2 separate regions of the Homo sapiens genome follow, and region 1 is linked to region 2. Evidence: chromatin loops called from intact Hi-C (ENCODE). Cell type or tissue: IMR-90. All regions are shown on one strand. Each heading gives the region's core, and the rest is flanking DNA. Links, peaks and the distances in the headings are about the cores only. Region 1 holds the start of LOC124904387 (a long non-coding RNA gene). Region 2 overlaps TTF2 (transcription termination factor 2).

Evidence for each region. A loop is a pair of places that touch in the nucleus more often than their neighbours do. Peaks named below come from ENCODE experiments on the same cell type or tissue, not always from the same donor. Only the 100,000 strongest peaks of a DNase experiment are listed, where the experiment ranks them.
Region 1: it touches region 2 in a loop (11-fold over the local background); 92 of 110 quality-filtered maps call a loop at or near these places.

The regions. Positions count from the first base shown.
Region 1 is chr1:117,127,410-117,130,332 of GRCh38, forward strand. It overlaps LOC124904387 (a long non-coding RNA gene), which reads left to right and starts at 1,362. Exons shown (of 2, transcript XR_007066500.1): 1 at 1,362-1,632. In IMR-90, for the core only: a CTCF peak has its summit at 1,386 (motif pointing left); a DNase peak (open chromatin) is centred at 1,372.
Region 2 is chr1:117,066,324-117,069,246 of GRCh38, forward strand. All of the region lies in intron 3 of TTF2 (transcription termination factor 2), which reads left to right. Among named protein-coding and RNA genes, the nearest start is that of TTF2, 7.5 kb to the left of the region's middle. In IMR-90, for the core only: a CTCF peak has its summit at 1,646 (motif pointing right); a DNase peak (open chromatin) is centred at 1,658.

The sequences.
Region 1 (2,923 bases), core at 195-2,694, 61 kb after region 2:
TTGTTAAAACAAGCAAAAATTCCTGCTCTCGTGGAACTTACCTTCTAGTAGGGGAAAGCAGCCAATAAACAATAAATATGCTGGGCACGGTGGCTCATGCCTGTAATCCCAGAACTTTGGGAGACTGAGGTGGGCGAATCACTTGAGATCACTGGCCAACATGGCGAAACTCCGTCTCTACTAAAAATACAAAAATTAGCTGGGCATGGTAGTGCATGTTTGTAATCCCAGCTACTCGGGATGCTGAGGCAGGAGAATCACTTGAGCCCGGGAGACGGAGGCTGCAGTGAGCGGAGATCATACCACTGTACTCCAGCTTGGGTGACAAAGCGAGATTCTGTCTCAAAAAAAAAAAAAAAAAGAATAAATATAATAACTGCAGAAACTATACAGTATGTTAGAATGTGAGAATGCTATGGAGAAAAATTAAGCAGAGTGAGGAGCATCCAGTGCAGGATGAGGGTGTTGCAATATAACTGGAGTGGTCAGGATAAGTATTATTGAGAAGGTGATATTTGAGCAAACACTTAAAGGTGAAGGAGGGACCCATGGGGAAAAGGTAGTTCAGATGAGGGAAGAGTTAGTGCTTGCTGAGAGAGGAATGTGCCTACTCATGTTTGAGCAACAGTGAGGAGGCCAGTGTGACAAAATCAGAATGAACTAGGGGGAGAGGAGTAGGAGGTGCCTTCAGGATAAAACTCCATATGTCTTAGAGTGATATATATAATCTCATATGTATATATGGTTTCCCATGACCCTGCCTCTGCCAGCCCAGTCAACCTCATTTCTTGCACTGCCCCATCCAAACCCAAGCATGCACACTGGGCTTCAGCCTTCTTTTATGATTATACAAGCTACTACTTATTCTGCTTCGGACACTCTGCCCACTCTTCTTTGCCTAATGAATTCCAACCCATTCTTCAAAGCTCAGTTTAGACATCAACTTCTTTAGGAATCCTCCATTCACCAAGTCTTCATTAGGCATCCCTCTGTGTGTTACCCGTGGTACTGTGATGATCTCTATCAAGTCTTTAACATTCTGCATTTCAATTTTCTACTCGCTTGTCTGATTCAGCCCTCTGTTCTCACTGTTCCCCTCCTCTTCCACACTGGGAACTCTTAAGCACAAGGGACCTTGTCCTGTTTCTGCATCCTTAATACTGGGCACAGTGTCTGAAACTTAATATGGTTTAATAAATGTTTGATAGTGAATAAATGGCCAAGATTCATGTTTCATTTCTAAGAAACTGATCATTAGGACAGATGACTGGAGAAATTTATTGTTTATTTCAGACAGATCATTTTTGTCTTCTGATTTTCTTTTTTAAAAGGGCCTGATTCCTGAAACACAGAATCTTTAGTGCCATCTAGTGGAAACAGCTCAATAAAAACGCTATACTATGAATAAAACTCAGCTTCCTTTGTTCTATTTTATTTATTTTGAACCAAGACGGACAGAGAAGAGAGGGCTAGGTTGCATAGACTCCAGGGCACACTGCATGCTGGGTGTTTTTATTTTTATCTAAAAGTTCACTCTACCCGAGAAGACTCTAGTTGTGAGATCTAACAAGTATAAATAGTCCCTTATCATTGACATTTTGTGAAAATGGGCAACTCTTCAACTTTGAGAAGGTAAGAAGGAAACAGCTAGAATAATGTGAGCTTTGGAACTCTCCTTGTGTAACTGCTTTTAGGTCAAACTAGAAGTACACAAGATATCAGTTCCATTATTAACAACTATCCTTTTAGAAAAAAATTCTGTACTGTTTTATCCAAGACAGACTCCTTAGCTCTTCTCAATTGACTCCTAGTTGTCTGATCGATTGTCTGTCATGACCCCAAACAATCTGTAGTTGATGTAGTAAGACAGGAAGCTGCACCCAATCTTAGTTGGTCTGATATAAATATAAGCGGTTCTTAGACATTTACACTTTATTCATCTGTTTCTCTGAACTCCCTTGTTTATGTTTATTACATAACAGAGCTCAATATTAATGTTGTTTGAAATACATGTTTTAAAAATTACCTGCTACATTCTGTTAATGTATTTTATTTTTAAAATGTGGATAAATGTGTTGTGATTATATTATTTTTACATAAATTTATCTTCCATATAAAATATTCATAAGTAAAATGAGTAACAGTAAGAAAATGGCACATTTTAGAGATTGAGTTTCGTGCTGCATTTGGCAATAATGCTTGTGATTAAAATTAGTACAGTGCTCATGCTGCTGTGTTAGAGAATTGATCATAAAAGGCTCTTGATAATATTGCATTATAATTTAACACTTTTTTCCTTTTAGGATTCTTTCATTACTAGTACTTATTAAACATGACAACTTTAAAGATTGATTTTGAATGGAAAGTTTTGGTTTAGAAGGGGCCCTTCGTTTGGAATATGTTTGCCCCAGTTATCTTGCTCTCTGTCAGAATGCTAAGTCAATGAGGGCAATCTGTTGAGTTTTCTGTATATCCTCAGTGTCTAGTTGGATGTCTCGCTCATAGTTGGAGCTCAATAAATATTTATTAAATGAATATATGAGAAAATTGAGGTGCAGCAAGGTAAAGACACTGATTTAAGGTCACGTATGACATTACTGGCAGAATTAGGGCAAGAATCCATGTCTTCTGACTCCCACTCCATTGAGTGGTTCAATATAATACTTTGTCTTGAATCAGTACTGCTTTTCGATTCAGATGCCTGTGGCACTTGCCTGGACCCTTTGCTTTGAAAGAACCCATCCTGGCCCTTCTCCAGCCACACCTCTTCCCATGGGCCAAGGAATTCCAAGAGTACATCTCTCCCCTCACCACCCCACCCTCACCTCCTTCAGACTAGGTTCCAGCCACCTACAAGCCCAAAATTCTTTGACAAATAGCCAGAAGCCCACTCCCAGGCCCATGCAGTTGTAGACTGCAGGGT
Region 2 (2,923 bases), core at 101-2,600:
AGTGAGAGGTGATGGGCCTGAATTGAAGTAGCAGCAGTGGAATTGGGTCCAAGTAGAATGAAAACTTGCTGAAAGAGCACTGATGAGATGTATTTCCTGGTAGGGCATATAAACGTGTTCCTTCCTCCATTTTTTCATCTGGAATATTGCTCACATGGCCCTAACTTCCCTGGGTTGGAGGACTTGGAGAGAGAACGTGTGTGATGGCCTCGGTCTGGTGTTTGGCACATTGTCAGTGCTCAGTAGGGAAACGGTTGCTAAGGTGGGGCTTCTGGGTAATGTGTTTACGTTAAGCAGGACAAGGAAGAAAGGTAATGTTGGTCGAGTATTGGGATGTGTGGCAAACACATACAGCTTTGGACTAATCATGTCTTTTTTTTTTTTTTTTTTTTTTTAAAAGACAGAGTCTTGCTCTGTCAACCAGGCTGGAGTACAGTGGCACAATCTCAGCTCACTGCGACCTCTGCCTCCCAGGTTCAGGTGATTCTCGTGTCTCAGCCTCCCGAGTAGCTGGGATTACAGGTGTGTGTCACGACGCCCAGCTAATTTTTGTATTTTTAGTAGACATGGGCTTTTGCCATGTTGGCCAGGCTGGTCTCAAACTCCTAGCCTCAAGTGGTCTGCCTGCCTCAGCCTCCCAGAGTACTGGGATTACAGGCATGAGCCACCTCACCTGGCCAAATTGTGTCTTATTTTCATGTGAAACCAGCTAGAAAAATGAGTGTGCAGCTCTGAAGAAAGGCCTGACTGAGGTCAGAATTTTGAGAACTTGCTGTTAACGTTCTTTGTACTAGATGGATAAGACTGAGAAGGGTTTATTATTTTAAAATAGAACAAAAAAGTATGTTACATGTATTTCTCTTAGCCTAAATTCAGAGCACTATTACTAGGAAGTACTTACTGGAGCTTTAAAAAGCTTGTCTTAGGGCCAGGCATGGTGGTTCACACCTGTAATCTCAGCATTTTGGGAGGCCAAGGCCGGCGGATCACTTGAGGCCAGGAGTTCAAGACCAGCCTGGCCATCATGGTGAAACTCTCTCTACTAAAAATACAAAAAATAGCCGGGCATGGTGGCGTGTGCCTGTAATCCCAGCTACTCAGTAGGCAGGAGAATCACTTTGAGCCGGGGAAGCGGAGGTTGCAGTGAGCCAAGATCACATCATTACACTCCAACCTGGATGACAGAGCAAGACTCAGTCTCAAAAAAAAAAAAAAAAAAAAAAAAGTTGTCTTAGGACAAATAAAAGTAAAAGGCAGTTCTTAACACACAACACATTAAAAAACAATAACAACAGAAAACCAGGTACTCTGATAGGTAGCATAGACTGGGAATTTAAACAGAAATAGATAAGTCTATATATGGATGATGGCTTCCTTAGTGAACATTAAGGGTGTTCAGCCAGAACCCCTGGAGAGTGACCTATGAGAGTACAGCCTTTCCCTCACATACTCTGGGTTTTCTTTTTAATAACTTAAATATTTTACATCCTCTAATTAATACTATTATGTTTGGCTGAATGTAGTCAGGAGACAGGTGCAACAGAGTAATAGAAGGGAGGTGTAAACTGAGGCGAAGATGCCCATTTTTCATCTCTTGCAGTGTAGCTGCATTTGTGTGCAGATCTCTAACTGAAACACCAGATGGCACCACTGACCAGCATTTGACTAGCCATTCGGCCATGGCCCTCTGTGTACAGGCAGTAAAGAAAACTGATAATCTCAGTAGAACCAGGGGGAAGAAATCTTGCCTTGACATGAACGATGTGGTACACCCTGGTATACAAATTTTGGGCATTGTCACTGAGCTCCTGAGTTCATATTTTCCTTTCTCTCTGTTTCTCACAGAACTTTCACTCAAGGATACAGGGTCAAAATAAATGGAAATATTTCTTTGCTTAGACGTGGGTATAACAAGTTTTAGTTCTTTAAATAATTGGTTGTGGTATCCTTCTGAGCAAACTATCACAAGGACAGAAAACCAAACACCGCATGTTCTTACTCATAGGTGGGAGCTTAACCATGAGAACACTTGGACATAGGGCGTGGAACATCACATACTGGGGCCTGTTGTGGGGTTGGGGGAGAGGGGAGGGATAGCATTAGGAGATATACTTAATGTAAATGACGAGTTAATGGGCGCAACACACCAACATGGCACATGCATACATGTGTAACAAACCTGCACATTGTGCACATGTACCCTAGAACTTAAAGTGTAATAAAAAAAAAAAAAAGAAAAATATTCACCTCCAAAAAAAAATTAATTGGTTGTGGTAGATGTTCAAAATATTTTACTTTTAATAACCCTTGAAACTTCACATGTCTAGAAAACTCCTCGTGTTGTTGGCTATTGGGTGAAATTGACCTGCAGATTATCTAGCCCTAGTATAGTGAGCAGGATGGTGATAGAGAGGCAACCAGGCATGCGCCAGACCCAGCCAGAACCTCAGGCCCCACCAGCTGTGAAGGACCACTGAATAAAGCCATACTTGTGAGGCGGTGTACAGTACCATGCACTGCACTGTGCAGTGCGAGCAATCCCTTTGTATAAAGTATAGTAACCCTTTGTGATATGTGTGGTAGTTACGTTTTCCCAGTTTGCTTTTTGTCTTACAATTTTGCTTATGGTATTTTCATCATATGGTAGTGTAAACTTTTAAAAATTACTAAATTCTTTATTTCTCAGCTTCAGAGTTTTATCCCAGGCTTAGAAAAGCCTTCTTCACTTTAGGACTACAAGAATATTCATATCTGTTTTTTTTCCTAGAACATTTACAATTTTGTTTTTTACTTTTACATTTTTTTCCATCTTGAAAGTTCGTGTAAAAGAATGAGGTAGACATTCGGCTTTATGTTTTTCCAGAGCTGGACCATGTAAAGATGTGAACTCATAATCCCTAAGGAGCCTTTGACACAGCTGGAA